Linked DNA regions of Homo sapiens: regions 1 and 2 are each linked to region 3. Evidence: read pairs that join two places in POLR2A ChIA-PET (ENCODE). Cell type or tissue: PC-3. All regions are shown on one strand. Each heading gives the region's core, and the rest is flanking DNA. Links, peaks and the distances in the headings are about the cores only. Region 1 overlaps RASSF8 (Ras association domain family member 8). Region 2 overlaps RASSF8 (Ras association domain family member 8). Region 3 has its middle 11 kb from the start of BHLHE41.

Region 1 (11,085 bases), core at 3,103-5,602, 80 kb before region 3:
AGTGCAACAGAAATTCCCACTTAGAAATACATGTTAGTCAAGTGAATAATATTTAACTTCTTTCTTTTCAAACCAAATAGACATCCCCGAAGTTATCTTTTTTTTTTTTCCTAAACTTAGATTTTAGTAGATAAGCAGCCCAGATTAACTTCTGGAACAAAGTTAGGACTTAAAAAGTATTTCCTCACCCATACTGTACCAGACAAGTGCCTGGTTTTGGGGCTAGGTAAATAAATATTTTAGGCTTTGCAGGCAATATGGTCCCTGTTGTTACTACTCAACTTCATTGTAGCACATGAGCAGCCATAGACAGTACGTAAATGAATGAACCCGACTGTTTTCAATTCAACTTTATTTACAAACCAGGTAGCGGGCCATAACTTGCAGACCCCTTCAAGATGGTCAGGAACAGTGAGTTGAAGCAGTAGGAAATATGATATTTCTTCTTAAATATGTCTGCAGCTTTTACTGCTGCAGCTTTCAGTATAAATGAAGACTCTTTACAGTTACGTAATGCCTGAGACAACAATCAAATAAGCTTTATTTTACAACTAGTAACTTGGTGCCAAATTTAACTTGTAGACTCCCCCTGCCCCATTTTTTTTTGAGGTATTATGAGGGTTTGTGATACTCTGCCAGTACATTGGGTTAGATTTCTGGATTACTTTGATTTTGCCAATTGTCAAACCTTTAAAATTCCAACACCCCAAGATGCTAGATTGTTTCAGTATTTTTTTTTCTAAACACTGCCATTTAACTTGGATTCTCAAAGTATATTTTGGCTCATCGTTACACGTGAGACCCATCCATCCTCATCATGATGGTGTGAAATCAGTGTAGAGTTCTTGAACTCAATCAGCAGCCCTTTGTTAAGCTTCTGCCACAGGCCCAGTAGAGTTACTAACAGGATTTGAGCCCAACTGAGGGCAGGGTCAGATTTGGTGGCAGTGTGCCAGGTGGATCACAGAGAGGTGTAAGCAACTATAAAATTATAAGGACCTGAGATGATAAAGGTTTGGAACTATTGCTGTTGGCAGTAAGAATGGTAAGTAGTTGGTGGTCTGAGAGACTTAAAATAGAGGACTAGAAAATGCTTGCCTGCTTCTAAAGGCACTTGTTAGGTAGGGTCTGCGGGATCAGAGTGGGAATGGGAGAACTTGAGAAAAAGAGGGTTAATAGAGATTTCAATAGCAGCCACACATGTAAAACTACAGATATTTCCATCATTTTTGAAAATATTTCTTATTCAGAGTAATCTAAAAAATCTGAGGAGATGCTTCAATGGCTTAATCTGACCTATATGTTTTGCTTATAAATATGTTTCAAAATATCCTGTTTCTCATCATCATGTTAGTTACTTTGATGAAATACATGTTTTGGTTTACATTTATGTGCATGATGTCAGCAGCTTACAGTACATGAAGGAAACTTCCCATATCCCAGAAGTAGTGACTTAGGAGAACTATGGTCTTGAGATGCTTGGAAATTTTGTATCTGGAAAATTTACCAATCAGGGAATTTTCCATTGAGCTTGCTTTTTTGAAAAGGTCCTTCAGTTTGTAGCAGTTTGTTAGCCCAGTTTATCCTTTCTTGTGATGAGCTAGTCATTTTGCATTTTCACATATAAAACTTTGAAATGTCTTTTAAAAAGTTTATGGGAATATTGTGTATGTTATTGCTTCATTTTCCCCGAAAGGAAGTGGGAGAAATTTGAGTCATTAATATACATTAAAATTCTGTGTATGTTTTTCGTACTCATAGCAGGTTGTTCCAAATCATCTAGGTAACAAACTTTGGAATGTTGATAGAAAACAAACTTCTAGCACTGTTTGTATGGAGAAGTATTTCCCAAAGTCAAGTTCTAGGACTCTTGGGACTGTTTCATGGCTGAGTCAAAGGTTCCCTTGTGACATGTGAATTTTTAGGAAGGAGAACAATGACAAATTTTTTTGAAATTGCTACATTAGCATGCAACAAAAAATTCTGAGGGAAATGTTTCCTGGCAGTTTTTTTATTATATTTACCTGCAATTTATAGCTTAAGGGAGTTTTAACCCATGAAACCTCCAAATCTATTAAAAGTGAAAAGAGCTAGATAGATTTCATTAGCATGCGTAATGCCCAGTTTCCATACCCATCTATAATCATTTAAAGCAGGAATCATAATGGGAATATGAGCTGAGAAATTCTGTTGATGTTTGAAATGTCTGGAGTGTCAACATAATTAAACAGCGTATGTACACAATTGGCCCTGCTCCAAAACCAGTGATTATGTGTCTAACATCAATCCCCATGTGTCTACAAAGCTGTTAGAGTAAACATCTGGAATCTTTTACTACCAAAGCTAAAATATTACATAATCAGTTAAAAGAAAGAGCTTCCTACCCACAGAGGTCCTGCAGAGAGCAATGTATGCTGTGATCTTGTTTTCAAGCAGGCCTGTCTTCTTTAGAGTAGCAACTAAATATATTAGATACTTCAACTATCCTTGAAATGTGACTTTTCCCCTGAGGTAAATACTAAGGATGGTTTAAATGTTGCTAAATGGTTCAGCTGAATCATAAATACTCTGTAATGAGACCAGAGGGGATCAAGTTGATCAGTGGGAGACCACATTCTTACCAAAACTGAGGCTCAGCTCTCAGGCCATTTCAAGGTATGCTGGAGTTCCTTTGAGCAAAAGAATTTGGTATTTTCTCATGTATGTATTGAAGCACTAAGTAAAAATTGTGATCTTTCAGGTCATAACAGAAAACCCACAAATTGTTTTATAGCATGTTTTTGATTTCACAATATAAAATGACAAGAATAATGAGATCTTCCACATCTTTTTATATTTTTCCACTATATTTGTGTTAAAGCTTAGGTATTATTTTCATTCTTTCATGCTAAAAGCACATTAGCATTTTCTAGAATGTAAGTGGTTTTGCTAGAAAAATGATATTAATATGATTATCCAGATTGTTATTTTGGAGGGAAAAAGGAAATAAGTTCTGCAAACACTGTTGGGTTTCTTTTTTTTAATGATAGAGGCATAAGATGAATAGTATCCATCTTCATAGAAAGAAAGAAACGTAGAGCCAAGTATTGAAATTTTTTAATGGCATATTTCTTTGTGGAGGTGAAAACTGTTTCTTTGCATTTAATATGCACATCTGCCTTGTCCCTGTCAAGTTTGCCACCTTCCAGATAAAGGTTGAATGCCAGGACTCTCAAATCAGCCTCCACTCAGATCTCAGCTCCCATCTCCTACCAGTTGTATTGTCTCCAACTAGTTCACCTTTCTGAGCCTCCAGGGCCTCATTTGTAAAATGGGGATGAGAATAAAAACATGACCTCAGTGGATTATTCTGAGTCGTTGTATGTGCCTAGCAAAGAGGAAGCACTTGGATCTGCTGGTGCCTTCTCCCCACCACCATCATGTCGACCAGACCCCAGCAAGCTAGCAGGGAGGTGGTGGTGGAGTGGGGAGAAAGATGTTCCAAGCAGAGGAAGCAATACATGGCAGGGCAGGGAGATGTGGCTGCCTCACAAAGGTGGGGAGTAGTTGAAGAACGGGCTGGAGTGAGGTGGGCAAATGGTAAGCACGTGGCACACTGTTCAACTAAGATAATCACAGCATTAGCTGGGATTTGGGGGTGAAGGAGTAGGAGTGAGGGGAGATGTGTCAATGTCCCTAAGTCCACAGGGGCAGGACAAAATAGCCCTATGGTCTGTCTAGGACAGAGGTGTTCAATCTTTTGGCTTCCCTGGGCCACATTGGAAGAAGAATTGACTTGGGCAACACATAAAATACACTAACAATAGCAGATGAAGTAAAAAAAAAAAAAAAATCTCATGATGTTTTAAGAAAGATTATGCATTTATGTTGGGCCGCATTTAAAGCCATCTGGGCCGCATGCAGCCCGCAGGCCACATGTTGGACAAGCTTGATCTAGGATTTCTATCATTCCTACCACTTCCAAAATTAAACTCATTCTTTTCAGTGGGAATGACTAAGCAAATAATCTTAGGGGGGAGAAAAAGATCATTATTCTTTCTGACAGGCTAAGTAACTCCTATTCCTTTTCCTCCAGCATTTATTTCCCATATTTCGAAATTAAGGAACCTCCTACTTTTTACATCCTAGCTAGAATGCATGAGGGGAAATCAAACAAGGGTGGGATAAGATCCAAACACAGCAAAATTATTTATTACATCTTTTCCATGTAATGTGCCTATTAAAATTCATGATATTTAAGCTACATTAAAAAAAAACATCTAACTAAAAAACACCATACAGCAGATTCACCAAGTGTAGATGCATTCTCATTGGTTTGTTGTAGACTGCTTTTACCTTTCTAGGTACTGTTTGTCATAGCATTTGGTTTTTAATTTCTGTGTGAATTAGTCACTATGAACTATCCTATTTTTGGTATTATGGTGATTACTCTGGTGTTGCCCTATAAACTTTAATAGACGTTTTTCCAGTTGTCCAATACTACTGGTAAAAATTATTAATCCCTAGAAGTAAGGTTAGTTAATGAACTTCTCTTCTAGGCTGTACTAAGGCACTGACCCCTACTCTGTGGAAATGGCTTTCCAACCAGTTTTACTCTTGTATGATAAGTTGTAGGGTTTAGTGATAGCTAGTCCCTGTCTTCAAAGTTGGCTGAGAAGAATGCTACTTCGGCTAGAAACAGAAGAACTTCTTCACACAGTTAATATTTCTTTAAACAAAATGAAAGTGTTTATTGTAAGAGAAAAAATTTTAAGCCCAGAAAATACTGAAAAGATGAAATTATATAATCATATAATATAATTATATGAAATTATATAATTATATAAGTATATGAAATTATATAATTATATAATATAAGTATATGAAATTATATAATTATATTATATAATTATATAATTATATGAAATTATATAATTATATAATATAATTATATGAAATTATATATAAAAATTATATATAGTGTATATATTTTATATTATATATTGTATATATAATTTTATATTGTATACATAATTATATATATAATTTTATATAATTATATAATTTCACCTTTTCAGTATTTTCTGGGCTTAAAATTTTTTCTCTTACAATAAACACTTGTTTTTTTTTAAAGAAATGTTAACTGTGTGAAGTTCTTCCATTTCTAGCCCAAGTAGCATATAATACATATATCACTATATATCTGATATATATGATATACATCACTAGATATACAATATATGAAATTATATATAATATAATTTCATATAATTATGTATTATATAAAATATAATAAAATTATATATTATATATTATATATAATTATAATCATATATGATTTCATATATATGATATATATCATATATTTCATATATTTTTATATATTATATATTTATAATTTATATATATATAAAGCCATCCATGATTTCACTCCTCTGAGCATAAGGGCCCAAACTCAGTCTAAAGGGCAGATACCATGACAGCTTCTTCATTTTAGCTTTTTTCTTCAGCTCAAATCCATTCAAGAACAACCTAGTTTACTCCCAGTGATCACTCATTCATCTCTTTAATATTAATCTACATCTGGGCCTCTCTTGCTTAAATCCATGTTCCTCGCTAACTTCTGGATAAGATCAGCAATGGCAGAGACGCTCTGAATATTTTTTGTGAATCATATCTTTATAATTGGAGGGCACATCGGGGGAAACCAATGGCTTCTGTTTCTGTTTCGTTTTGTTTTGTTTCATCCATCCCTTCAAGAAAAAGAGAAGGCTTCTGTTTCTTGAACTGAAAAATTCTTACCAAGGAATAAATAGAAAAGCATTTAACAAAAATTTAAGCTATTCTTAAAATTTTGATACTTATTTCAATATTTATTATTTTTTAGAAAGTTATTTTTATATATGGGCCATTTGGAACAGTTTCATTTTTTAAATTTTAATGTAAGATGTCCTAATTTTTATTTTAAAAGAGCCAAGATGACTTTGAGACTAATATTTAATATTTAATATAGCCCAGAAGACTGGTAACTTGAATTTTTTAAAAAGTGTATGTCTGGTCGAGCGCAGTGGCTCACGCCTATAATCCCAACACTTTGGGAGGCTAAAGCAGGTGGATCACCTGAGGTCAGGAGTTCAAGACTAGCCTGGCCAACATGGTGAAACCCTGTCTCTACTAAAAAAATAAAAAATAAAAAAATAAAAAATTAGCCAGGCTTGGTGGCACACGCCCAGCTATTAGGGAAGCTGAGGCAGGAGAATCACTTGAACCCAGGAGGCAGAGGTTGAAGTGAGCCGAGATAACACCACTGCACTCCAGCCTGGGCGACAGAGCAAGACTCCATCACAAAAAAATAAAAAAAAAACAAAAAACTGTATGTGTATTACCCTAGGATAAAGTAGTATCTAAGTGATAGGAAGTTGGTGTTTTCCTTTTATATCTCAGAGTTTATCTAATTTTACTATTAACAGTATTGGTTGGTTGCCTAATAATTTGTTTGAAATCCCCTTCTTTTATTGTGTGAAAAAGTCTACCCAGGGACTATAAAAGCCGTAAAGATTAAATTCGGATAATTGCTTGACAGTGCTGTACCCAGGGCGGGGCAGTAGGAAGAGGCAGGGTGGGAAACAGTGTCTGTACAGAATTTGAAAACAATAAAATTAAGAGTCCTGAAAGCTGACCTTCCTTATCACCATGGTCCAGATATTTTAAGCAATATCAGTGATAAGATACTCTTTTGTCACCTCCGTGGATCTTTGTCACTGCCAAACACCACCCTCACTCCCTTTGGTACACTCTTTAAAAAGTAAACGCTATACAAATAAGTTTAAATTTTCTTACAAGGTATTTCATATAGTTTTTGTATTTTGTATACTTTTTAGGGCATATTTAGAAAGGGGGTAGAGTTTATAATTATTTTACTACCAAGATCCCATTTTATTATACTTTTACCAAAATCTTCATTCCATTTTTAAACATTTTATTACCAAATTGTGTTTAGTTAATAATATTTTTGTTTTTATTATTTGATGTTTATAACTAGCAATGAGATTGGCATAGAAACAACAAGCTTAGCACAGTGAATTCAGGTAGTTATTTTCACAAGCAAATATATTTCATTGCATGGATAGCCTTTATGTGGCTGGTGGGCCTTCATGACACTTTTGTTAGGAGGTGGGTGCTAAAGAGATACTTGTATGAGATGCAGGGGGAAGCTTCAGAGGAGTGGCTGTGTCCTGAAACCAAGAGCTTCCCCTAAAGGGTCACCACAGCAAGCTTGTTTTCTCAGTCAGAGACTAAAGGAAAATTGTGCCCTAGCCAGCTAGCCTGAGTGTGAAACAATTTAAAGGTGGAGAGAGGGAGAAAAGCAGGTATGTATTAACCAAGGCCAGCTCAATTCTGGGACTGGGCTGAGTGCCTGTGCTGTGTGTATTTGCACGGCATCCCCTCCTCTTTGGTGTGTTGTCTTTCTACCCTGTACACACCCCCATCACAGTCATATTGAGTTGGGATTATAAACTTCTGGAGTCAACACACAGGTTGCACGTGTTGTGTATGCTTTGGATGAACTAATGGCACTGTGATAAAATAGTTTGCTCTCAGACCCTACTGTTTTGTACTTTTATTCTTAGAGTGAAGCTTTGTTTCATGATCACGGTCTCAGAGAACCTCAGTCCCTTTGGAAATAGAACTGACTAGATGAAATACAATGAAGACCACAAAAATAAGCTAAAAACTGTAGTTTTGACTGTTTCCTTGAAAGTATTTTGCATTTTCATTTATGAGCACCGTAGATCCTGCAAATGTACTTGTGTGTTTTTATACTTTGTGTTTAGAACCTCAGCTTCTGAGGCATACTGGAAAGGCCAAAACTACAAAACTAGATATTTGGCTTTTAAATGTATCTTCAGCATACATATTCGTCACTGTTACCCAGGGCACATTTGAAAAACTCCAAAAACCTTGTATAACCTACTCTTTAATTCCCAAGATTAATTTGGGAAAATAAATGCTTTGTTTTTTAAAATGTTCTTATTAAAACACACACACACACACACACACACACACACACACACACACACACACACTTTTAAAAGGGAACATATTTAATTTGCTTGGTTTCCAACAGATATAAGTAGTGCTCAGTGAAGCCCTAGCTCCCAGTGCACAAAACTAGGACATTGTTTTTGTTGGTTTTATTTAATTTGACTTTAGTGTCCTCACAATGAATTTTATTGCCCTGATAAATTACTCCTTTGTTTTCAAAGACAAATCCTTCCTATCATTCAGGTCTGTGTCAGTCTTTTCTACTTAGAGCTTTGTGGTACATGCACAGATATTTATTCTTTCTACATAAGTGTAGGACTTTTTCCCTTATTTTTCTAGAAAATGTTTATATTTCTAAAGTTTGCTTTTGAATTCTTTTTTTAAAAAGCTATTTTAATTGTTTCACAGTGTGAAGCATTAGAATCACAGAACTGTAAGGAACATCATGGATGTTCCTTGTGATTGGGAAAGGAATGATCCACGGCAGTGAGTTTCATTGGGGATCCTACTCCTATGAAATTTGGCATACTGCTCAGGTCAGGTTCAGAAGGTGAATTCTTAAGGTAACTTTCACAGCATTGCCAGAAGAATTAGCTTTTGCTAAGTAGATACGACAGTCTTCATTCTGTTTTTTTCTTAGGCAGGTGGAACGTGATCTCTCTGTCTGCTGCTCATAGTTCCCTTGTGAGACTGGGGGGGATAATAGCAGGTCCAGGTGGGCAGAGTTCTGATTTCAGTGGTAGACTCCTATTGAGGCTGGGTGTTAGAGGGTGGAGGGCTTGGGACTTGAGTTCTTTATTCAGTTCTTGTAACTTAACTCTTGAGTAGATCAGTTAATCTTAGCTGTTTGCTGTTTTGGTGGGGGCGGGGGTCGGTGTTGCAAAATGATAGTGTTAAATGCCTTGCCTAACTTTGTAAGTTATCTAAGACTTATCAACACTATTTGAATTTTTCAGAGAAAAAAAACCCAGAAGGTGTTATCTCAGAGTTGTAATTAACCTGTTGCCTATTGCATAAACTTCGTGGTACATTAACAGTACCAGTAGTTGGTGATTCCCATGTCGTCTTCCATTGATTTTTCTAATAATATGAATTTTCATTCAATGTTTTTGCCATGTTTCTTCTGAAAGAATCACCCTGTGACCTGGGAGTTGAGGCGAAAACTTTTGCTTTTACTTGTTATTTACTTTTTGAGTGGATCTGTTTAAATAAAAGGTATAACTAATGGCTTAATGTAAAGAAATTAATTGATTTGCCTGGATTTAATGAATAAATAACTTTAGACAGAGAAATAATGTTTGTCTTTTTTGTCTTTTCTACATAATCATGTATGTTACTGAATGTCTGACCCTGGTAATACTGTAATTAACATAGAGCTTATGAATCATATCATGTATTTAAAATTAAATTATGACTTCATTTTCTTGACTTTGATTAATCTCTCAGCGCCATTTATTTGAGCATTAAGATTCACTTAAACTGTGGTTCTTTTGTTTTATTTTTAATAATCTTTTTTTGCCTTTTTAATGGTTGAATCATAACTTTAAATATATTAGTATTATTGACTTTTAAAAAAGAAATTAGGAAATTGTTTATCTCCTTAACATAAGATTTTTAGTGTGATAGCTAAACGCAAATAATTGGCTCCTTGGGTTGGAACCAGAAAATTTCCCAACTTCATTCCCTTATCATTCTGCCACTAGTAAGTAAATTTTGAGCAGTGGAAAGACTTCCAAAGTGGGCTAATATCAGTGAGGTAGGACATGCGGTGAAGGTTACTGGGGGGTAATAGTGGCCGAGGGGAGTGGTGAAGTGGCATCTTACCCGGAGGAGGAAAAGTATTTTGTTCTAAAGTTTGGAAGAGGCAGGAAAGGGTAGGAAATGTTTTTTCTGACGGGCTTGTGCCACAAAGTTTGAGAACCAGGTCAGTAGAACCTGCAGCTCCTGCTAGTGCTTCAGTTGAATAGTTACAGATAGATACCTCTTGACTCTGAAAACATCTGTCCCATGCCACACTGCTGACATCTTTCCTAACACCCCACTTTACCTGGCCTCCTCAGTGGTAACTTACTTAGTCCTTGAATCCTTGCTTCCCATTTTAATAGCAAGGTAACTGCTGACCCTTTCTTGAACTGTGGCTTTTTCCTGTTTTCTGGGCATTGAATATATTCATATAGGACTAACATGAATATTTGAGTTCAGTTTGTTAGACTATGATTTTTGCGTAGTTTATTCTTATTTTTTGTTAGTATTCTTATACTAACAATTATACATAGTTTTTTTTTTTTTTGAGACAGAGTCTTGCTCTGTCTCCCAGGCTGGAGAGCAGTGGCGTGATCTCAGCTCACTGCAAGCGCTGCCTCCCAGGTTCACGCCATTCTCCTGCCTCAGCCTCCCGAGTAATTGGGACTACGGGTGCCCGCCACCGCGCCTGGTTAATTTTTTTTTTTGTATTTTTAGTAGAGACGGGGTTTCACCTTGTTAGCCAGGATGGTCTCGATCTCCTGACCTCATGATCCTCCCACCTCAGCCTCCCAAAGTGCGGGGATTACAGGCGTGAGCCACCGTGCCTGGCCAGTATACATAGTATTCTTAATAGTTTATTTAATCTGTCCTTTCTGCTGAATATGTTGTTATCTATCATGTTGAAACACAAGCTGAGTTTTTGAGGATTTCTTATGTTTTAATATATACAGCTTTTAGAGATTTTCATTCTTTCTTAGAGGTCTGTACTATTTTGCTTCTTCAGGAGCTCAGTTGGATTAATATTATTTCCAATTTGTAGAATTTTAGGTAATCAGAAATGCATGAATCTCCTTGGCTTTGACACTGAGTGATTGTATAACTTGAACAGTTTATCAACTGGATAATACAGTTAATTTAATGAGTATGTACTATGTTCACAAGACTAGGAATTGTAAAGAAGTGGGGAAAACTCTGATTTCTAGCTTAAGTGATACCTAAAGAAGCAGAGTGGGGGGGTGTACACACCCATATATATCTACATACATAAATATATATATATACACACACATACACATATATCTACATACATAAACA
Region 2 (11,085 bases), core at 5,135-7,634, 62 kb before region 3:
ATCGAGGTAGGAGAATCACTTGAGACCAGAAGTTCAAGACCAGCTGGGCAACATAAGGAGACCCCATCTCTTTAAAAAAAAATAGTATTTATATAAAACAGTCAACATTGCGTCTTTCACATAGTAAGAATTCTTGTTGCTAGATTCAGTAAAAGCAAGGTGTTACCATTTGGCTAGTTAGTTTTCAATGAAGGTACCAATGTGTACCTGCTTAAGGAGAAATATCACAGATATAGTTATACTTAAATCTACCTTAAAATATCACCAAGTTTTCACTAATTTTGTTTTTCCATAGGAGTGTATTATACTCACTGTCAGTTTTCTCATGATTTGTGAAAGAAAGCCATGAAATAGCACATGTAGTAGAAAGCATAATTTAATTGATGGCAGAGTTCAGGGATTTTCACATGAAGACTTTGAGAGTGTGGTCTCTAATCCCAGTTCTGAGAGCTTTAACGGGAGTTAAACCATCATAGAACTTGGCACTGCACACATGCCTCAGATCATCTCTGGAGGGTTGCAAAGTAGTCTGGGAACCTAACAGAAAGTATAATTGCAAAACAGATGGCTTTTTATGTTCCTTTTTATAATACTGCAGCAAGAAATGGAGCCCAATGGTATATTATTTTTATATTTCTTATTTATGAGATTTTGTGCCAGGAAGGTCAAATTGTAAGGTCCCATATTGTTCCACCTTCCATAAACATTTAAGAAAATTAGCAAGAACAGACCACACACAGTTTTTTCTTGCTAATGTTCTTATATCAATAATAACTCATTTTATGATCTCTTTTAACTAGAATTCTTGAGAGGGGCAACTCCCTCAACATCTTCTGTACTGGGCCCTTTAATATATGTAAAACTTAATCATTTAATTTCAGTTTTCTGAATAATCTAAAGTAGTTTTGTGCAAAGACTGGCTCTGCCGTCACCTGTGCATGGGACCTTGATCCTGTGTATAACCTGGCCAGGCCTCAGCCTTCTATGTTCAGTGAAATGACTGTACTAGTTGATGACCAGTGGGCTGCCAGCTATGAAAGGCGAGACATATTAATGCTTTGAATGAAACTATGTCGACTTAGCTGGTAACTACCGTCTCTAGCAGCAGAGAGGCCTGGACAAAAGAGCACCAGCAGGAGATCCACCTGCCTGGGTCCCTTCAGGGCTGCCCTGCCATCAGGGGTCAGATTGTAGGCATGGCTTCAAAGACAGCCACACTGTGAAAGTTTAAGAGTTTGTAGTACTTACTGACCCTGGGGGGTACACAGCACGCCTGGAGGCCACATGTAGGTAGGTCAGGTTGCAAGCAGGTAGAGAGAAAGGGAGCTGGCAAGTAGCATTCTATTTTGGGTAATGAAATGTGAGTCACAGGCAGATGCCGTAAGGGTCCATTTAAAGGAAGCGGCTAGAAAGCAGGAAGCCCAGTCCATGAGGCAGGAGAGATACCTCCAAGTTTTTATTCCTGGCCACTGGCTGGAACCATTTGGGTAGGCTGTAGTACTGGAAACTATGTCAAGGGCAATTGAGCCGGGTTGACTTATATTTAAAAATGGATGCTGAGGCAGCATAAAATTAAAAGCACTCACTGTGCACTGTGCTGATCCATTTGGTTTCCGGGAACTCTGAAATGCATAACCTTTTACATGCCTGGAGAAAGTACCATCATTCACCCATCCCTGACATCTCTAGGTATGAGAAGCTGACAGCTTCTTTAGAGCCTTCACCAGGTAGAACCAAATGTATTTTTGAGTGTTGCTGGTAGGCTTATGACTTGGGAAGAAGAATATAGCAAGGCTGGAGTGGTAGAGAGGAGGGGGAAAAAAAGAAAAGAAAGATGCATATGCTGAGAATAATGGCATTTGTGTGGAATGGTGGATTCCAGTTAGAGGTGACTCAGGGCTACTAGTACTGGAGAGATTGGGCCCATCAGGAATTGTCTTGTAATGAGGGCTACAGGGCCATTGGAAGCCCTGACCAAGACTGAATTGTACATTTCTGTGTGTTGCTCTCCATTCATTCCTTTGCACTATTTTCATTTTTCATACCTCCCAAGTGGCTATTTTTTCATGCCACTCATGGCTCTCTCTAGCCTCTCTGTGCCTTCTTCCTCTCTCACCTTTTTGTTTTTGTTTTGTTTTTTGTTTGTTTGTTTTGTTTTGTTTTGTTTTTTTCAGACGGAGTTTCACTCTTGTCGCCCAGGCTGGAGTGCAATGGTGCATTCTTGGCTCACCGCAACCTCCACCTCTCATGTTAAAGCGATTCTCCTGCCTCAGCCTCCCTAGTAGCTGGGATTACAGGTGCCCACCACCATACCCAGCTAATTTTTTTTTGTATTTTTAGTAGAGACGGGGTTTCACCATATTGGCCAGGCCGGTCTCGAACTCCTGACCTCAGGTGATCCGCCTACCTTGGCCTCCCAAAGTGCTGGGATTACAGGCGTGAACCACTGTGCCCAGCCCTCCTTCATCTTTTTTAAGGTATGGTGTTCTGGGCTTAAAATCCCAAGCTAAATACTTGCCTTGTAAGTGCACTTCTGTCAGATAGATGTCACAGAAGAATTCAGTCTAATAAGCATGTTCTTGTGTTTCCATGGGGTATTAGAATGATTTTACAAAACATAACTTGGAAGGGATGGGAAGAAATGACTTTTTAGTGGTGTTGGCTAGTAAATTAGATTAGTAAGAGGAATTATTCTGAAGCTGGGCTAATTTTTGAGATGAGCCTTTGATTATTGAAAACATATCTCTTAGTTTTCTAAAACAGGTAATTTTACATAAAGATTTTGTTTTTCCTTGAATTACAATTACTACATAAAAATCTTACATTTCCACTGTGAACTTTAATTGACTGGCAAAAATTAACCCAAATTGTTAATTTAGAAATAAGTGCCATCCTTCAGTTATTCTGCAGCATATTGTACTCCCAAAAGATTTCCAATGCTGTTTTATGCACCGTTGATTAACCCTGCTGGGTATGAGAGAAGTCTCTACTTCAAAGTCATAGAGCTTTAACATTGTATATGGTCGAAAAAATATAATTGTCAGTAAGCTATCTGGAGCTGGGCTTTTAATAAGAAACTCAACTGAGTGCCCTTGTAGCACTCAGTGTAAATTTGATGCTCAATGAAAAACTAAAGTTACTAGTTATATTCATTTGAAAAGTTTATCCTAAGGAAAAGACGGAATTCTTTTTTTTGTTTTTTGAGACGGAGTCTCGCTCTGTCACCCAGGCTGGAGTGCAATAGTGTGATATCTGCTCACTGCAAGCTCCGCCTCCCAGGTTCACACCATTCTCCTGGCCTCAGCCTCCCAAGTAGCTGGGACTACAGGTGCCCGCCACCACGCCCGGCTAATTTTTTGTATTTTTAGTAGAGACAGGGTTTCGTGTGTTAGTCAGGATGGTCTTGATCTCCAGACCTCGTGATCTGCCCGCCTCGGCCTCCCAAAGTGCTGGAATTACAGGCGTGAGCCACCACGCCCAGCCAAAGACATAATTCTTAATAGAAGGATCAGTATTCTCATACCAATAACTTTAACTTGATTCATAGCATGTTTTATACTAGATGTGACTGAAATTTTAAAATATGAATTACAATTTCTAATATCTGCTTACAATTTTTGAATGTGCTGCTGCTCTAGGTATGTGGATTAGTAACCTAAAATGTCTTTATTTTCAGATGCTCTTATTAGTATAAATGTTTCTGAAAATTTGCATTGCTATTGATTTGTCCTTCCATAAAAAAGAAGTTTATACTTTTTAAGTTAGAACTTTCACTTCTGTCCCAGACCTAACTCTTGAATTCAAACTGTGTGCCGAGCCCTGTACTAGATAAGGTACAATTTGAAAAGACATTATTTCATGCCATTTCTTACAAATGCTGCTTGGAAAAATATGCGTCTTGACTCAAATCACACAAGAGGTAGTAGACTCGGGATTTGAACCTTGGTGCATCTTGTTTCCACTAATCAACATTGTCTCAAACAAAATGACTTATTCCAGAAAGTATATTTTAATAGTGTGAATTTAAAGAAAATGCAGAAAATCTCCAAGAAATTTTGCTTTGTATTTAAGACAGGAGTTAAAATTAATGTGTATGTTCAGACATATTTTATTTAGGATTCTGTAGAAATAAAGCTGGATGTGATTTTCCAAAACTGAAGGAATAATTCATTGATGCTGAAAAAGGAACCTGAGCATCAGATGCTCATTTTGCTGGCATGTGTTTTTCATAGATTCTTTGAATTAATTAATTCTTTGCAGTTTCTTAGCATGATTTAGCACCTCTTTTCTTTGTTTTGAAATGGCAAGTTTGTATATATTATCTGATCGTTGTTTATTGACAAAAACCAGTTTCCAGGTGATTAAAGATAAGATTTCTTAGGGTGGTTTAGGACATTTTAAAAAAACATTTATTGGGTACAGTGAATCCTTTTGGGAACCCTAGCCTTATTTATTCTTTAGTTTCTGTATTCAGCCAAATTTCAAATATGTGTCCCAAATTACTAGATTTTTTTGACACTGGAAAAGTTATTTAAACTCTCCGAGACTCACTTTTCTCATATTGAAATGAGACTAATCATATCTAACTTGATGAATTATGTTGTGAGGAATAAATGAAACATGGTGCATGGTGCCTAACATGTAATAAGTACTTGTGCCATTTATTTCCACAATTGCCAAATACTTAAGTGTGTAATATTTGAGAGTGTTAAATCACTGGGCATGTGTGAATGCTGGCACCTGAAGGTAATGAATAGTAGAAGAAAGAGCATGAGCTTATTCAATTTAATAATGAATATTCCTGTTAGTTTTTGGGGAGTTTCTGGTCACAACATTTTTAGAACCCATCAATACATAACCTTGCTTTATGTGTTTTTTTCTGTTTAAAGATAACTTATTTAATAAACATTAAATATAAACATTTATATTTAATATGCAATAAGTATAAATATTGGCAGACCAAAATTTACCCAAATCGTTAATTCAGAAATAAGTGCTATTCTTTAGTTATTCTACAAAATATTGTACTCCCAAAAGATTTCCGGTACTGTTTTATGCACTGCTGATTAAAACCTCTGGGTATGAGAGAAGTCTCTATTTCAAAGTCACAGACAGAGCTTTAACATTGCATATGGTTGAGAAAAATATAATTGTCAATAAACTATCTGGAGGTGGGCTTTGAATAAGAAACTCAACTGAGTGCTTACTGATTCATTAACGTTGAACCCACACCCAACAGCACTATAACTCATGCCTAAACAAAGTTTACATAATATATATGTTTTCCCCATGGGTCACCTCACAGCCTTCTTGCCTCAGAAACCCTGGACACCACTTCAGCACTATGCTTGGGGGCCATTTTAAATGGTGAAATCCCACCAACAAAACTCACAAAAAACATGGCACCAAGTAGACTGAGAAAGGACACATGTTGACAGTATGAGAGCTGAAACACAAAGGCAATGTCACCTTGTTCAGTCTCAGCTGGGAGCGTGTGTGTCAGCTAAAAACTTTCACACCCTGTGCGTATCCACAAATAACCCTGAAAGCACCACAAATAGTGATTTTTGGGATTACAAACAAATTTTTAGCAACTAGGTAGGTTTCACAAATATGGAATCTGCAAATAATGAAGATTGGCTGTAATTCCTTTAAGAAAGCATTGATCTTGAGGTAATATGTTTCCACAAATGCAAATGCTCAATTCCAGGAGGATATTATGACAATAAATGGTTCTTAGCTAAAGAATACTTGTTCCCTGGTAGCATGTTAGTGAATAAGCCTAGTGCTTCATTGTAAAAACTATTAAAATAATAGTGATTTGCATCTGGAAACCTCATAATGAAGACAATAACTGAACTATATTAAAACCTTTGCAGTAGAGCCTTCTATCTGCATCACTGTTTCCATGGAAAAATATATTCCAAATTCCAATTGGAGTGTCCTTTTGCTTCCTAGGTCTTTAGTCTGAACGATGACCAATCCACCACACGCACCTACAGTGTAGGTCTTCCATTTTACTCTCTAGTCTGGTTCTGGGGCTGGGCATAGAACTGTTGGAGTTGATATAAAGATCAGGGTTACAGCTCCTAGAGTGGAGTATTTTGGGCTGAGACGATGGGGTTTTCCAGATATTGGATCATGTCATCTGCAAAGAAAGACAACTTGACTTCCTCTCCTCCCATTTGACTACACTTTATTTCTTTCTCTTGCCTGATTGCCCTGGCCTGAATTTCCAATACTATGTTGAATTAATGACTCAATATATGACTAAAAGTTCAAAGTGAAACAATGATAATTCAGATAGGAAAATATGTGGCAGTATGCTAAAGTCTAAAAAGGAATATAAAACGTCTGTGAGATACCTAACATCAGATTTATAGAAACAGAATAGAATGTAGGTTGTTGGGGGCTGCGGACAGGGCGAAATGGGCAGTTGCTTGTAGAAGGGGTATAAAGTTTCAGTTACACAATTATGAGTAAGTTCTAGAGATCTGCTGTCCAACATGATGCCTGTAGTTAATAATACTGTATCATGTACTTAAAAATGTGTTAAATGGATAGATCTTATGTTTTCTTCCACAATTGAAAAAAAAAAAAGTCCTATAGAATCATTTGAAATGATGGGTTTCTTGGTGGCAGGGGGGCTTTAATGAGATCTGTACCCTTTCTTGCTTGATTTCCCAAGTTTAAGATATTTTAATGAATAAGAAGGCACTTTAAATAGACTTTAATCCAGCTTTTACAAAAATTTAATAAAGCAATATATTAATCTTAGGCCATTTTTGATACCTTAATTTTATCCCAAGAAAGAATAAAACATATTCTATTTTTAGTAAGTAGAGTGCCTCGCAGAAGAGGAAACAAGTCAGAACTTTTCTGTTTTCTTAAATGTTCTCTAGATTGGGCAGCATATAAAACTCTCCTTTGAAATTTAGAGTGCACACCAGCCTATTAAAGTCTCAGAGAAGTCTAGCTGTAAAGGAACTTGTTTAACTTTATTTACTGGCTTTCTTAACATTTCTTTAACTTTGGAAGCCTTTATCCCCAGGAACTTTAACATCTCACAGGCCCTCATAACTGAGGAGCACAGTTATGGAATCAGCTTGTCATTGCCAAGGTGGCCCCTTCTTTCTTCATACAGGGGATAATGAAACCTATGCTGTGTCATATGCAGAGAGCTAAAGCAAAGTGCTAGGAGATTAATGTTCAGCCAGGCCTTTCTTGTTTTTAGGATGACAAAAAGGATTTGTGTACCTTCTCTGGAGAAAATAATTAGGTTTATTCTCCTTCCCCTTGCATGTGTTCTGACTTACCTATCCAGGTGACCAGATGGCCTAGAACTGTCTTAGGTCTTTTAAAAGAATGTGCAAGGGACTAAGCCACTGTTTGTAGTAACTACTGTTTTACAAGAAAAATTTCTAGTGTTTTTAAAATAAGCTTTTAAATAAGCCATTAATTCTGAAATACCAGTGCCACTGTAAACCTATAAACAAATCCAAATGTTCTCTTAATTAAATCAATGTTTATTATATCTCATGAATTTTAACAACAAAGACGTGGGAAGACCACAAAACAATGGACAAACAAAAAATCAGATTGATTAGAGAATTTACATAGGAAGAGTTGAGAGTTTTTTTAAACCCACAGGAAAAAGAATTGTGATCATTTTTAGCAGGCTAGTAACATTCTTATCGATACAGGAAATAAAGAATATTTGGTTTGACTATATGACAAAGTAAAAATTTCTGCTTTGCTTATAATGCAGCCAAATACAAAATCAAACACTGGGTAAACACAGCAAGTAGAACAAACGGTTAATGTTTATATTTTTTGAATAACTCTTGTAATTTAAGAAAACTATCAAACCCAGTTAAATGAGAAAAGGATAAACAGTTCACACATGAGGAAACTGTTGGTCGTCAAAGGAATTCGTTTCCTTTGACTAAGATTTTTTACCCACCTGCCCTCATGCTGTGCCTGGTGTTGGCATTTCAGCGGGAAGACACTCTTTGTCCTGTGGGGAGAGGGAGGCAAGGGACACATTTAAAACAGTTGTCAAGACATCATACATGAGAAGAGAGAATGAAATAATAAGGGAAAAAAATATTAGGAAGGCAGACAGGTAGCAGTTTTTTTGTTTGTTTGTTTGTTTTAAATCAGGAATGTGAGCTGAGTAAGATACTTTGACAACTGTTCTTAAATTTGTTAATAGTATTGGCAAAACACTGCACACTGCAAAGTGGTTCAATTTTATTGATAATTCCTAAAATGACAAACTTTTTTTCTTTAGTTTTGCCTCAGAAATTATCCTAATGAAATAATCCAAAAAGAAAAAAAACAGGACAGAAAAACAGCGCATATATTGAATAGGGCTTGGCAACTAAATAGGAATTTTTAATGTAATGGAGCATGAGTTCATGATTAAAATTATGATAAAAATAGTTGTAACATGAAACACTGTCATGATAGGTGACTGTAGTTGCATTTGTGTTGCTTAATTCATTTCTGTAAAATAAGCCTGTGTACTTCAGTAAGATTATGATATGTTAAAATTTGTTTTGTGTAATACTTACATACTTACTAGAAGAAATGTTGATTCATTTTATTACAAGTGATTTTTTGCCCTTTTTTAGCTGACTACACAGACTTAGTCTTCTCCACTCCGTGTTCCTGCAGCTAGAGACATGACCTAACACCCTGATGACCACTCTCAGGGACCTTGAGTGACTGGCCGGTGCACCATGGAACTTAAAGTATGGGTGGATGGAGTTCAGAGGATTGTTTGTGGAGTCACTGAAGTCACAACTTGCCAGGAGGTTGTCATAGCCTTAGCTCAAGCAATAGGTGAGTGAACTCTGTGGGTATCTGAGAAAAGTACATTGTGCTTTCTTTCGTTGTATGTGTTTGTTTTAAATATAGATTTCTAGGGGATTTTGTTCATTTGGTTCCATAATAAGTCTCACAGGCACTCTTGTACTTATTACAGTTTGCCTGTGTTTAGGTACATCTGTGATGATGCTTGTTCTCTGACACCCCTAGATTTTACTAACCCTGAGTTAACATCTACACTGCCTTCTCCTCTCCTGTTGTTCAGCCTAAACAGTGACTTCTGAAACTAAAGATGTTTCCATGAGCCAAAATTTAGACCCAGATTAAGAATTTAGATTCTTAGTTCCCAGAATCCCTCATTAGGAAAAATCCCACCTATTGTTTATTTCTCCATACTTTCAGAAAATACAACAAATGAAATAACATCGTTCTTCACTGGAAAGATAATGTATACTTTTAAAATCTTATGATTGGCTGGGCATGGTGGCTCACGCCTGTAATCCCAGCACTTTGGGAGGCTGAGGCAGGCAGATCACTTGAGGTCAGGAGTTCGAGACCAGCCTGGCAAACATGGTCAAACCCGTCTTTAATAAAACTACAAAAATTAGCCGGGCGTGGTGGTGCGCACCTGTAATCCCAGCTACTATGGAGGCTGAGGAAGGAGAATGGCTTCAACCCAGGAGACAGAGGTTGCAGTGAGCCAAGATCATGCCACTGCACTACAGCTTGGGTGACAGCGAAACTCGGTCTCAATAAATAAAATAAAATAAAATCTTATTATACAGTGAAAATGAAGCACAGCTCTTGGCTTCATGTTATTCTCCCACCATGTTTTACCCTTTCTTCTTATTTATTTTAAGCTTATCTTCATCATAGTTTATGTATATTTAGTTGCCTTAAATGATGAGGGCATAAACACCTGCATCAGAAAAACCAGCAATATGGGTCCAAGTTTATATTTGCATCTTAAGTCTTTCATTTAACAAACATGTACTAAGAGGAAGCTGTGTGGCCAGCACCATGCTAAGTGTTCAGGGCCTCTTTGTCTTTGAGCTCCTTATCAAAAGTTGATTTTATGTCTCGCCAGTTTATATTGGAAGCATGTCAATTAGCTCAGCATTGAAATGAGTCATACTGTTGCCAAGGCACTTTAGCATTTGGTAGAGATGATTGTGCCACCTGTGATGTGGCAGATGCACTGTTAGAGGTTTACAGTGCCCTATACAAGACAGAGACTTTCTGGTAATATTGACATCTTTTGATTTTTCCTTAAACACTATTGCACAAGAATATATTGCAGCAATGCTGAAAATTCTGGGCTTTCACATCCGGTGAAACTCTTTTTGCATTTGAGAATCTTATATATGTAGACTTAAGTTTAATTATTAAAGAGGAGAAAATTAAGGCATTTAATTTTTTCATATTCTTTCTATGAGCTTATTTAGTAATTGTCACTATTAAGAGCTTCACTTAATTTATGTGAATTAAAATATACAGCTTTTTTTTTCTTAGTGAAGACTACGTTTATTAATTGTCAAACCTGGCTTTCCTTGTTATATTTGGGAATTAAGCCATGGACAGTGCTAAAAAAGAAAAAAAAAAGTAGTTTTTACAAAAGTCAAGGTAGTTGAGTAGTGCTATAAGCTGCATCTGTCCATAATGACACTTTTGTGTGTGTGTGTGTGTGTGTGTGTGAAGTTCCATTTTTTTAAAATTACACTTTAAGTTCTAGGGTACATGTGCACAACATGCAGGTTTGTTACATATGTATATATGTGCCATGTTGGTGTGCTGCACCCATTAAGTCATTTACATTGGATATTTCTCCTAATGCTATCCCTACCCCATCCCCCCGCCCCACAACAGGCCCGGTGTGTGGTGTTCTCCACCCTGTGTCCAAGTGTTCTCATTGTTCAGTTCCCACCTATGAGTGAGAACATGTGGTGTTTGGTTTTCTGTCCTTGTGATAGTTTGCTCAGAATGATGGTTTCCAGCTTCATCCATATCCTTACAAAGGACATGGACTCATCCTTTTTTATGGCTGCATAGTATTCCATGGTGTATATGTGCCACATTTTCTTAATCCAGTCTATCATTGATGGACACTTGGGTTGGTTCCAAGTCTTTGCTATTGTGAATAGTGCTGCAATAAACATACGTGTGCGTGTGTCTTTATAGCAGCGTGATTTATAATCCTTTGGGTATATACGCAATAATGGGATGGCTGGGTCAAATGGTATTTCTAGTTCTAGA
Region 3 (11,085 bases), core at 4,948-7,447:
GATTAGAATGTGATGCTAAATGATGCTAGAATACTTTAAACCAAGTAAAAGCTGTAAATTAAGAAATAAGAATAAAAAATTTTAAACGAGTAACAAGCCAAATTTTAAACCAAGAAAACTATTTTTAAAAGCCCTAATAAAACAGAAGTATGAGCTATAAGATAAATGGAATAAAGGTTGGAGCAAGAAGATAAATTTAAAAAGAAAATTAGAAGGTTAAAATAACTAAGGTCAAAGTTAAAAATGAGGTCAGTTATGAAATAATTTAAAGCAGATATTCTAAGTAAGTAAAGGTTGAAAGCCAACAGGGTAATAAGGTAAGATTTAAAATAGGACATGAGATACTTTAATCCTTCATGAGAGTAGGATTAAAGATAAAAATAATCAGATGATTTATATGGATGTTAAGATATCATCAAACATAAAAAAAAAGTTTAAGTTAGAAGTAAAAAGAAGAGAAAACATACAAGGAGTAAGAGGGCTTGGAGCTTATCTGTCTTTTCCCCCAAAATAATCTTTTAATGGAGTAGTGGTGTCTTAATGGGGTAAAAACCCAAGAGGACAGAGAGCAATGTGACACCTTGGTCATGGAGGCTCCCCTTTGCTCCCCTCAGCAAGTACCAGAATGCCAGCCTCACCAGCAGTAACCAGAGAAGACAGACAGGAGGTTTCATACAGCAAACTCACAGCTGGATGGCACCAACCTGACCCAGGAGAAACTCCCTGGCCTGCCAGCTACATTCCCTCCTGGATTATCTCCTCCAAATTTAGCCCATGCACAGAGTCAGGGGAACTACCCTCTCGAGATCAATAACCTATGAAAACTCAGGTTTCAACAGTTGTCTCGTGTCTCTAGAAAGTTTAAGGACTGGCCCAGCCTCCAGAGTTTTTAAAAAGGTATTTATTCAATAAATGTTTATTGAGCCTCTTCCCTGTCCCAGGCAGCGTACTAGACTCCAGGAATGCGATGATGAATGAACAACAGATCTCTCTTAACAGAGGTCCAGACTTGTTACATGCGGCGGATAGGGAAGTTTTAACAGGTAGTTTCAATGCATCACCAACGGCACAAGTGGAAGCCTTGGCTTTGAGCAGGAGGAGGGTCACATTTCCTCTGCAGCTGGAAGGAAAGTGAGGACACGGGAGGAGGAAAGCAGGGAGGGCTGAAAGCTGGGGAAAGCATGACCATTGGCAGAATTTTCTTGGTGAAATAGGGGTTTTCCTGAGAGAGAGGAGTCTGGAAATAAGCCGAGGTCTTGGGTAAGTGGGAGAGAGAGGTCTGGGAGGGTCATAAGGAAATTCGAGAAGGAGCTAAGAACAAGTAAACAGTCTGACAGACAGCAGTGCAGGCCAAGCGAAGGCTGGAGGTGGTGCCAATCTGCCTGACAGGACTGTTAGGGCGTCCAGGTGCTGGAGACATACACAATTAATTACAATACAATGTGAAGAGTCTCAATGTGACAGGATGATTTACTGAGACGTTACTCTCTGTCTGTTCTCCTTGCATTTCCCCCCTCAACCATTTTCAAGAATGGCTCTGGGGCTAGTTACATCAGGGGAGTTTTGAAGCAAACCTCCTACCAGGCCCTTTATTTTTTTCTTTTTTATAGCAGAGGTCTCAAAGCAGCCTTCTCCAGATTGAATAATACTTTAACAGATAGATTTCATTTGTAATGAATAGTGTTTTGAAGTTTTCAAAAATAATTGCCAACATTTTGAAAGTAGATTTCACATAAAATCTAGATTTCAGCTTTTCCTGGAAAAATTGGATGATCTCGCAATACTGGGCCTACGTTTTCACCAGGCTGCAATTGCTTGGAGCTGAGTAATGTCTGTCCCTTTTAAAGGAGGCGCAACCTCCAGTTCACTCTGGTCCCTACCATTTTCTCTGCCAATACCATTCATTCAGGTTAGCTGCCTGGTCTCTGCAGCCCTCTCTAAATAAAGCTGGAAATTATGTTAGGGGGAAGGAGTGGAGGCAGAAGCAATAAGCAGTGGGGCACAGGTGTGCAGCTCCTTGGGCGTGGCAAAGCCCAGGAGGGGAATAGGGACACAATGCCCCAAAGGCCTAGGACTTCCAGCATCAGCAAAGACTCCTACCTAGAAAGTGACAGAGAAGGCAAGGATACCAAACAGCAGGCTCTGACACTGACAATTATCTAGGGCAGTCTGAGAAAGAAGGGGTCCTTCCCCTGGTTCCTGAAATCCCGAGTCCTTGTGAAAATCCTAGAGAGTTTGGGGAGGGGAGGGGGACAGGAGAGTCCACAATGACTGAGATCATTTTCCAACAGCCCTTGGGGAAGTAGCGTGAAGTCAGACTTAATGAGAGAAAATAAGAATATCCATCACTTCTTGTACATGCACGTTTGTGGAATAAGATGTTAAACATCAAAATGGAGATTTAAAGAAAGGGCTAAGAGTAAAGAAGTGGGTGAGGTTAAGTTTTGACTAAAATAGTTATGGAAGTTTTCACAGAGGAGGTGCAATTTGAGCTGAGTTTTGAAGGATGAGTAGGAGGTATCCAAATGTAAGTTAATCTACCTAAAGACAAACATTTGAGAGTGCAAAGCATATTCAGGGAACTTGCAGTAGTTCCGTGCAACTAGGCCATTAGATGCTCATCTTTCGGTGGGGGAAAACAGGACAAGGAAGGAAATGGAAGAGAGTGAAACCAGAAGGGAAGGTTTAAGCCTTCACACATTCTTCATGACTGTATGAAGTATACTATGCTTTAGTATACCTTCTGTGTTTAGAAAGTTAATTGACTGGGCGCGGTGGCTCACGTCTGTAATCCCAGCACTTTGGGAGGCCAAGGCGAATGGACCACAAGGTCAGAAGTTCGAGACCAGTCTGCCCAACATGGTGAAACCCTGTCTCTACTAAAAATACAAAAATTAGCTGGGCATGGTGGCAGCGCCTGTAATCCCAGCTACTCGGGAGGCTGAGGCAGGAGGAATTGCTTGAACCCTTGAACCCGGGAGGCGGAGGTTGCAGTGAGCCGAGATCGTGCCACTGCACTCCAGCTCTGTGGGACTGAGCAAGACTCCATCTTGGGGGAAAAAAAAAGAAACAAAGTTAATTGTGCTGGCTGTGTGTTCAATGCTTGGGGAAAGGGAGATTGGACAAAGGCCGTTAAGTAGGCTCTTGCAACAGTCCAGGTGAGAGTTGATAAGGGTTTGAATAGTCACTGTGGGAATGGAAAGGCGGGTTTGGATTTCAATAGTCATTTATTGAGTACTTACTGTGTGCCAGGCATTGTGCTAGGTGCTGAGATTACACAAATAAATACTGAGCCTTGCTTTGAAGAAGCTCATTGATTAAGGGACAAAGATGACCACACCTGGTAGAGCCAGCCTAGAGCTGAAGCAGCTGAGACTGTCAAGCCTTAGTCTCATGTGTTGTACATTCCATCATGGGTCACATTCTGAGGGTCTGTTTCCACACAGGGGTTGGGGCCATCTAAGAGGTGAGATACAACCTACCTTGCAAGTTTTGAAACTCATTTCTTCCTCTACAGGGCTATTACAGCTATTCTTGCTGACTAAAGGGATCAAATGATCAAAATCTCCTTTAATTTTCAATTTTACAGAAGGAACTTCTCTAGATGAGCAATTTTTTAGACATGGTAACTTGCAATCATTTGGACTAAGGTGAAATTGAATTAACTCTATTGTTAAGGGAACTCCATTAATGCTTCATCACTGTTTCCAATAAGCTTCCGAATCAGGCTGAATCTTTTCCCACTTGCAGGTATAAGATGTTCACTGCCTTTGCCTCCTTACCACTTGCTGACTTCTCTATGTAGTTTATTCTTTGGATCACACAGTGCCTGGGACATAGGTGTTCAGTAAGAGTGGAGGACATGGGTTCGTAACACGCAATGTGATGCTTTGAAAAGTTGTGCGCTGTTATCTTTGGAGGCGATCAAACTGAACTAGTTGCTAGAAATGTTCATTCATCCAGAAAATATTTATTGAGAGTCATACATATTTATTTACAAAAGGCCATGTTTATTTACTTATTTATTGCCAGACACCATTCTTGCATTGCACAAAGCAACGAACCAAACTAAGTCCCTGCTTATCCTAGTGAGGTGGACAAGCAATAAACAGATTATGAGTGTGTATACACACACAGTACATCGTTGTAATGACAGGTGATACCTGCTATTTAGAAAAACAAAACAGTAAAAATAAAGGATGATGTTGGTGGGGAGGAAGCATTTTATACATTGCCTATGGGTTGCTCGGGGAAGGCCTTTCTAAAGAACGGTATTTGAAAAGAGACTTACAAAACATGGAGAGAAAAGGTGACGGAATTGGCTTTCCAGATATCTGGGGACCCAGTCTTGCAGGCAGAAGAAGGAAAAAATGCAAACATTCTGGTAAAGAATCAAGCCTGTCCTGCTGGAAGACCAGCAGGGAGGCTAGTATGAAAGGAGTGAGGAAAGGGGAGAAGAAAGAGGAGACCGTGAGTAGGAATTGATAGGATTAGAGATCCAGCCCTTTCACCTGACATTCTTCCTAAGGGCCAACTGAAAAAATTTCATGCTGAGGGAGAGGATGACTAATTGTCGTAAATAATCATTGTGTTGGCAAATGCCTGGGAAGCTTTGAGACTTTGCTAGGAGTCGTAAACATCACGAGCGGTGATGAACTTGCCTGTATGATCGCTGCTGTATCTCCAACGCCTGGCACATATAGAAGCTCAATATATATTTGAGTGAATGTTTGAAGTTTATCTTTGCTTTTTCAACCTTTCAGAATATTAATGACTAAACTGTCTCGTGCAAACGGTCTAACGTGGTGGGGGGCCGCGGGGAGGAAGTGCAATTGAAACTCAACCTATAGGACATTATGCATACATATCATTAACAGACAAACAACAAACAAAGGATGCCTTGTGCTTTGTTAATGTCTGTTAGCTTCCAGCAGCCTGTCTCCAGGGTGGCACTCACTGTGCCATTTAGACTGGAGAGATTACAACCATTCTGTAATGTCTTAGCAAATACTGGCACCTGACCTGTCCAGATATTTCTGGCAACGTCTGAGATCTTTTTCCATCACATGACCAAAGCCATATTTGCAGAGGGTAGTGGTACTTCTCTACTTTTGCAACACCCTTGGGTATACTCAGTTATCTAAAAGACACCATGAACTCCAAATTACTCCAAAGTAATTGTTCATTTTAGGCTGTTTATAAACAGGCATGTTTCAGAAAGTGTTACAAAATCAACGTGGTCACTTCCAAGAGTGAAAGTGTTAGATGACCAATTTGCCCAAAAGGGGTTTGTAAATAACTAGATGGTAATTTACCAAAAAAAACCCAACCAAACAAACAAACAAAAAAAAAACAACAAATCCATCCCCCGGCCCCTGGCTACATTAGTTTCCTTCATTTTACTGCACCATGCAAAATCCGTTCGTGCCATAAAATCACTTCTCTTACTTTACACCTTGAACGGAAAGTCCCAGTGTATTTCATCACAATTAAACAAATCGCCTAGTACTTAATTAGTGGGAATTCAATTTGCAAAACTCCACGTGAGCCCAGTGAAAAGATGTAATGCCTCAGACAGCCGGTACTGCGACACCTCGTTTGCCCAGAACTCTCCTCTGGCACTTTCTCCCCACCCCCACCCACCACCTGGGGTTTTCCCCGCAAGTCCTGGCCCGGGGCCTGGACCTGCTGAGGTCCCGCCCGGCCGCGGCCCGCTCTAGACCGGAGTTCCCGCCCCAAGGCCCTTCTGAGGCGGGTGTCGACCTTCGCGTAACCCGCGCCCAGGAGGGCCGCTCGGAAACTGCTGTGTCAGAATGGTTTGAGGAGTCCCGAGTCAGAGCCAGCTTTAATTCGGGAGGGATGACTACCCAGGGCTGGCCCGCGGAGACGCAGCCGGGAAGGGTGTGGTGCAGCTGTCGGGAGAGCGCGCCCGGGCCCGGCCGCCTCGGCTCCGCCCTCGGCCCCACGGTCCCCCATCCCGCCGCCCGCCAGCGCCCCGGGGCCAGCGTCTGGAGAACTGTGGACGCGCACGCGCGTAGGACGGCGAGCAGGCCCCGCCCCTCCCCGGCCCCCTCTCACGTGCTGCTCAGCGTGCGCCCAGACATGTGCGGGCACACGTGACAGCGCCGCGTCCGGCCCCGGTTCCCTAACCCCGCGCGGCTGTACTTTGAACCCAGGCGTGGGAGACTGGAGCAGGGAAGGGAGGAAGGAAAACCAGGCGGGGAGGCCGGCCTCGGGGAGAATGATATCATCTGCAGCTTTATCGCTAGGCAACCTAAGAATGCTTTTCCTCTCTCTCCAATCCTAGAGCCCCTTGAAGAGCTCAAGGCTGATGACATTATTCCCCCCTCCTTTCCCTCCAACCCCCCATGCAGCGCTCAAACGGTGATTCAAGGAGCAAGGGTTGGTTTACTAGTTTTAAAATGAGGATCTTAGCAGGCACAGTTCAGAAATCGATCCATTATCGCGCCCACTTGGGTCTGCAGAGGCCTTCGGGGGTGCCTGCAGTCAGGTGCCTCTCTGGTCATACGCGGTTTACACAACCACGATATGGCTAGGCAGATAGATAAGCCTTGTTCAAGATAATATGTATTTGAAAACTAAGTCCTGCTTAAGGTGTCTTAGAATCCTGTGTCTTTATAATACTATAAGGGTTTTTCTGGTTGCTCTGAGTTACAGGTCGCCAGGAGTTGGGTCAGACTGAAGTCCCCCTGTTACAGCTAATTTTCGAATCACAGTGAGGAAGCCGCAAGGCCGCATATGGAAGCAACATGTATTAAACTATCTGGCAGATACTCAATATCTCTGTTGTGCAGCACATAATATTCTGTGTGCACACCCATATGGAAAAGGCTCCAAAATTGAAACCTTAGCTAAAGTTCACAGTGCCCTAAAAATACTCTATATAAAAACTGTAGCACATGGCCCTCTCTCCAGCTTGCTGGATTCTAGAGGTTCTCTCTGACCAGCTTCATAGGTTATTTTGGTCCTAGATCCCTTCTGTTATAGAGAACCTCTAGGGCACAACCAGGACCACACAGGTATAGAGGGGCAGAAAGCCCACCGTTATGTGGAGACTTCCAAACTAGGAAAGGCACATTTCTGGATGTCTCCAAAGTGAGTGGATGATGGAATAGTATGGTTATTTGTAGGAGACTTTGAAAATTATTTCCCTAGAATTTCATCTCTCTCAAAATTATTGCATGCTCTATGCCATAATTTAGCAAGATTATTATGGTGATAATCTTTCCTTCTCCACCAGCAAGTATACTCTGCCTTTGAGGATCGCACATGGGCTAGCTCAACTCATTCCATGAGAAAACCTTAGCCTGTCCCTCCCCATTACTAAAACTATGGCATAAAAGTATAAAGAGCACTAGACTCAGAACCAAAAATCCTGGTTCTCTTACTGAGCTCTATGACCTTGGACTAGTTCTTTGCCTCAGCTTCCTCCCAAAGGTTTTTGAAAATCAGGCCTTAGGATGCCATGTTTCCCTCTAGAACTGCTCAGTCTCTCTCACTCCCTTACTCGAAGGGAAAGAAGTCACCATTAGTTTCTTTTGTAAAACAGATAGATGGAGGAGGTGAGACAAAGAGCTGCTCATGAGGTACTGCTTTCGTTCCCCTACCACATGAGATATGATCATGCTCTGAATACTATCATATCTCACTTCGCAGCAGGAAATATCGTGACTCCCTAGTCCCAGCCCATGGTTCAAATCCTCAGGAGGCGATTTTGGTGAGAGCCAGCATAGCAGTCACGCTCTAAAGAGACTGGCAAGTTAGGAAATCCTTGCTTAGACCTCAAGTCAAATATAGCCAATTAAACTGTACTGCAGCTTATTGTAAATGGCACTTTTTAAAGTTTAATTTCCAGTTGTTCATTGCTAGTGTATAAAAATACAATGTATATTTGTTTATTGATGTTTTCTTCTGTAGCTTTTCTAAATTCTTGTATTTGTTCTAGTAGGATTTTTTTTTGGTAGATTGATTCCCTATGATTTATGTACCTGATAATGTCATCTCTAAATAAAGAAAATTTTACTATAAAAACGTAAATAAAGTGTAGTGCAGCTTAGCACGGGAGCAGGGTCGGCCAGAACCTTCTCTTTGGAGATGGCCTCATGCCCTTATTGTGCTGCCGTTCCTTCTGTAAAACCCAGCTACTTCTCACCTAGGCCTCCTCACTTGGATGTAATTAGTAGCTCCCACCCCCACCACAGCAGTGTATCCATCCCTGGATAACACTTACTGTGTTGCAATGTAATTTATTTTAGTATAGGTCTATCACCCACACTAGACTCTGAGATCTTCAGAGGTTAATCTTTGATTCTCTAGCACTTACCATGGCACCTCACATACAGCAAGCAAAACAAATATCTGAATCCCCACACCATTTATTGAATCCATAAACTCAAGAAGAAAAGGAATATGCTGTAATCGATGAGGAGTCTGAAACCTCTCACCATGGGTGTGTCTAAATTCAGAGGCAGCATCTGGACCTACACACCCATCCTGCCAGTTCCCCAGAATACTTTTGCATTCTGCCGGCTGCCCAAGAAGTCCAATACCCAGAGGCAGGGGAGGTTACATACTAGAAGCAGGAGCCAGAGTCATCCTTAAATCAAAATGCTGAGTCAGTTTCACTAGTGGCCCTCCCTCCCCTATTCTTAGCAACTAGAGAGAGGTGTTCATCTAATCAAATAACTTATTCCTGACATGCAAATTTGTTTATTTTGTGGTTAGTTGTGGGCTAAAACCATTAGCAAGTTGCTTTTATTTTTATGTAATAAAATGATGGCAAAATATATAACGTATTTGAAGGCATTTGCATAAGTAATCTTGAAGGCATTTGCATAAGAAGCATCGCTGAGAATCTGGAAGTTAAAGGAAATAAAAAAGCTGAGAATCTATCTGGAAGTTAAAGGAAATAAAAAAGGTCACAGATTCTACAAATTCACACAACTTACTTGTAGAACAAACCCTCAGGTCCTCTGTCAGAGCCTATTTACTCTAATTTTAGCACATTTCAAATGGGCGTGGTAGTGTTTAAATGGTTTCCCAGCCCACAGTAAGTCAGAGGTAGCAAATTAGATAAGAGATGGAGGAAGCACTCTGAGGCTTCAAGAAGTGACAGCTGACAGGCTAGCTGTGCGTAAAGAGACTGAAAAACCCTATAAAAAGCAGGTAGAACTCAAAAAAAAATTTGGTGCAGGTGCAATTACTCCCAGATGTCATGCATAGTGCAAAAATGATGTTTACAATGATGACCCTGAATTATTGAGAAAGGTTAAGTATGTCCAGGTTAAGACATTTAGAGGATATGTGTAATACATTTTAGTATGCTTTCCACTAAAAATTCAAAAATGAAAAACAGCACTGGCATTTGAACATAGAAGTTTTAGTTTTCTAAACCACTGACTGTCCCTCCTGTCGGACAAACTAGGCATCACTGAATTTAGAATTTTAAAATATCAACATTTAAAAAAGGTGGTTTTATATTTGTTTGGAGTTTTCAATATGGAATCTCTGAACGAGCATAAGAAACCCGATTTTAAGACAAACGTACAACTCCTAGAATAGCATATTTTTAAAGTACATGCTGCGCATGTTTTCTAGTATAAATCCCATCTTAATCACACAAAATATGTGATAATTTCCCACGTCAATCCCTTACTTAAATTCTTCTATGAAAAACTAGAACTTCCATGGGACTTTAGCATGCACTGTAAATCCATCTTGAACTTGTTTAAAATAACAGTGAGAACAATGGGTGGGTCTAAATATATTGAGCTGAGGGTCCAATAGGTTAAGAATTTTTGTTTAATGAAAAATATCAGGTTGCTACCTGAAGTAAAATACCATGATCACAACAGTACAGCCAGCTTTTGGCAATATAATGGTCTTAAGTCATTCATGAGAGCTCTGTTCATTTCTAGCTAATGTAAAAGTCCTTCGTGTGTTTGCCCAGCCATGTCTCTCCAGAGGCTCCACTGGCAATCACTTTCCATGGAAAGGTTAAGAATTGACCTGTGACATAGAAAGGAGTAGGCTGAGCCTCCTTTTACATAACTTTTGAACAAATCTCGGGTGGTGGGCAATAACCAAAGTCATCGCCTGGATGGCCAGAAACAGGGAACTAAATGAAAAATAGTTTCACAATGATAGGAACTAAAACTCCAAATTTTACATAGCTATTAAAGTGTTGTTTCTAGTGCCTTGAAAACGTGCTTAAGGTTAGCTCTTTGGAGGGGAGGGAAGGGCCATTTTTTTTCAATTCAATATAAAGTTTGCTAAGAAATGTGTTATATAAAATTAATCTTTTTAAAGATTATGTAAAATATATGTATGTAAAATTAAATTTTTATGAGTATAATACTATACTCATAAAAACATTGACTCAAGATTCATATTTGCCTGAAGTTGGAAAATCATTTTAGCTGAAATTTCACCACTACAAGTATAGAAGCCTCTTTAGTGAATTATGACTTCAGCCTTTTAATTCATTAAAATAAATCAATGACTAAAATAAAGTTTTTTCAGATTTTCAGATACAATATAGACAATATTATTTTTGCATTTCTGTTCTAACTTTATCTTACCATGTTACCATATGGGCACTTGGACTAAATAACTGACTTGTAAAATCTGGCCCAACTCTGAAGATTTTTTTATCTCATTATACCAAAATTATACACATGCTAAAAACACTGTATTATCCTCTGATTCACTTTTAATCCTTTTTGGTTATGAAACTAATATTACTACAGTAGTGGCATCAAAATATAGCTCAAAATATTTGAAATGCTGTTTTTCCCATTATTCTGATTCAGATAATTTTTCTAAAGTTCAATAAATTAACAATGCTGAAAAATCCTACATAGTTTTCTAGTGTTGATTTCAATTTCCTTTGTTCTATGGTTTGTTACGAAGCTTCATGGGGGCTGCTCAATCAAGTTCAGCTTACTTGGTCCAAGATACTGCAATGGGAAGTAGTTGAGTGACTGAGGGATATAATAGAGCTGGCCACTAGTGCTAGTGCTGACTCTAGGTAGCTCTGTGACCTTGGGAAGATACTTAATATCT

What was found. Peaks named below come from ENCODE experiments on the same cell type or tissue, not always from the same donor. Only the 100,000 strongest peaks of a DNase experiment are listed, where the experiment ranks them.
Region 1: POLR2A ChIA-PET joins it to region 3 with 5 read pairs; 1 of 35 experiments calls an interaction of 5 or more read pairs at or near these places.
Region 2: POLR2A ChIA-PET joins it to region 3 with 6 read pairs; 1 of 35 experiments calls an interaction of 5 or more read pairs at or near these places.

Annotation. Positions count from the first base shown.
Region 1 is chr12:26,030,591-26,041,675 of GRCh38, forward strand. All of the region lies in intron 2 of RASSF8 (Ras association domain family member 8), which reads left to right. Among named protein-coding and RNA genes, the nearest start is that of RASSF8-AS1, 77 kb to the left of the region's middle. In PC-3, for the core only: no CTCF peak of the experiment used is centred there; no DNase peak of the experiment used is centred there.
Region 2 is chr12:26,046,600-26,057,684 of GRCh38, forward strand. It overlaps RASSF8 (Ras association domain family member 8), which reads left to right. Exons shown (of 6, transcript NM_001394098.1): 3 at 8,637-8,847. The coding sequence starts at 8,745. Among named protein-coding and RNA genes, the nearest start is that of BHLHE41, 73 kb to the right of the region's middle. RefSeq lists an enhancer at 844-1,443. In PC-3, for the core only: no CTCF peak of the experiment used is centred there; a DNase peak (open chromatin) is centred at 6,232; H3K4me3 peaks cover 477 bases; H3K27ac peaks cover 1,923 bases.
Region 3 is chr12:26,108,429-26,119,513 of GRCh38, forward strand. No RefSeq gene overlaps it. Among named protein-coding and RNA genes, the nearest start is that of BHLHE41, 11 kb to the right of the region's middle. RefSeq lists a silencer at 5,732-6,081. In PC-3, for the core only: no CTCF peak of the experiment used is centred there; DNase peaks (open chromatin) are centred at 5,923 and 6,093; H3K4me3 peaks cover 1,689 bases; H3K27ac peaks cover 2,135 bases.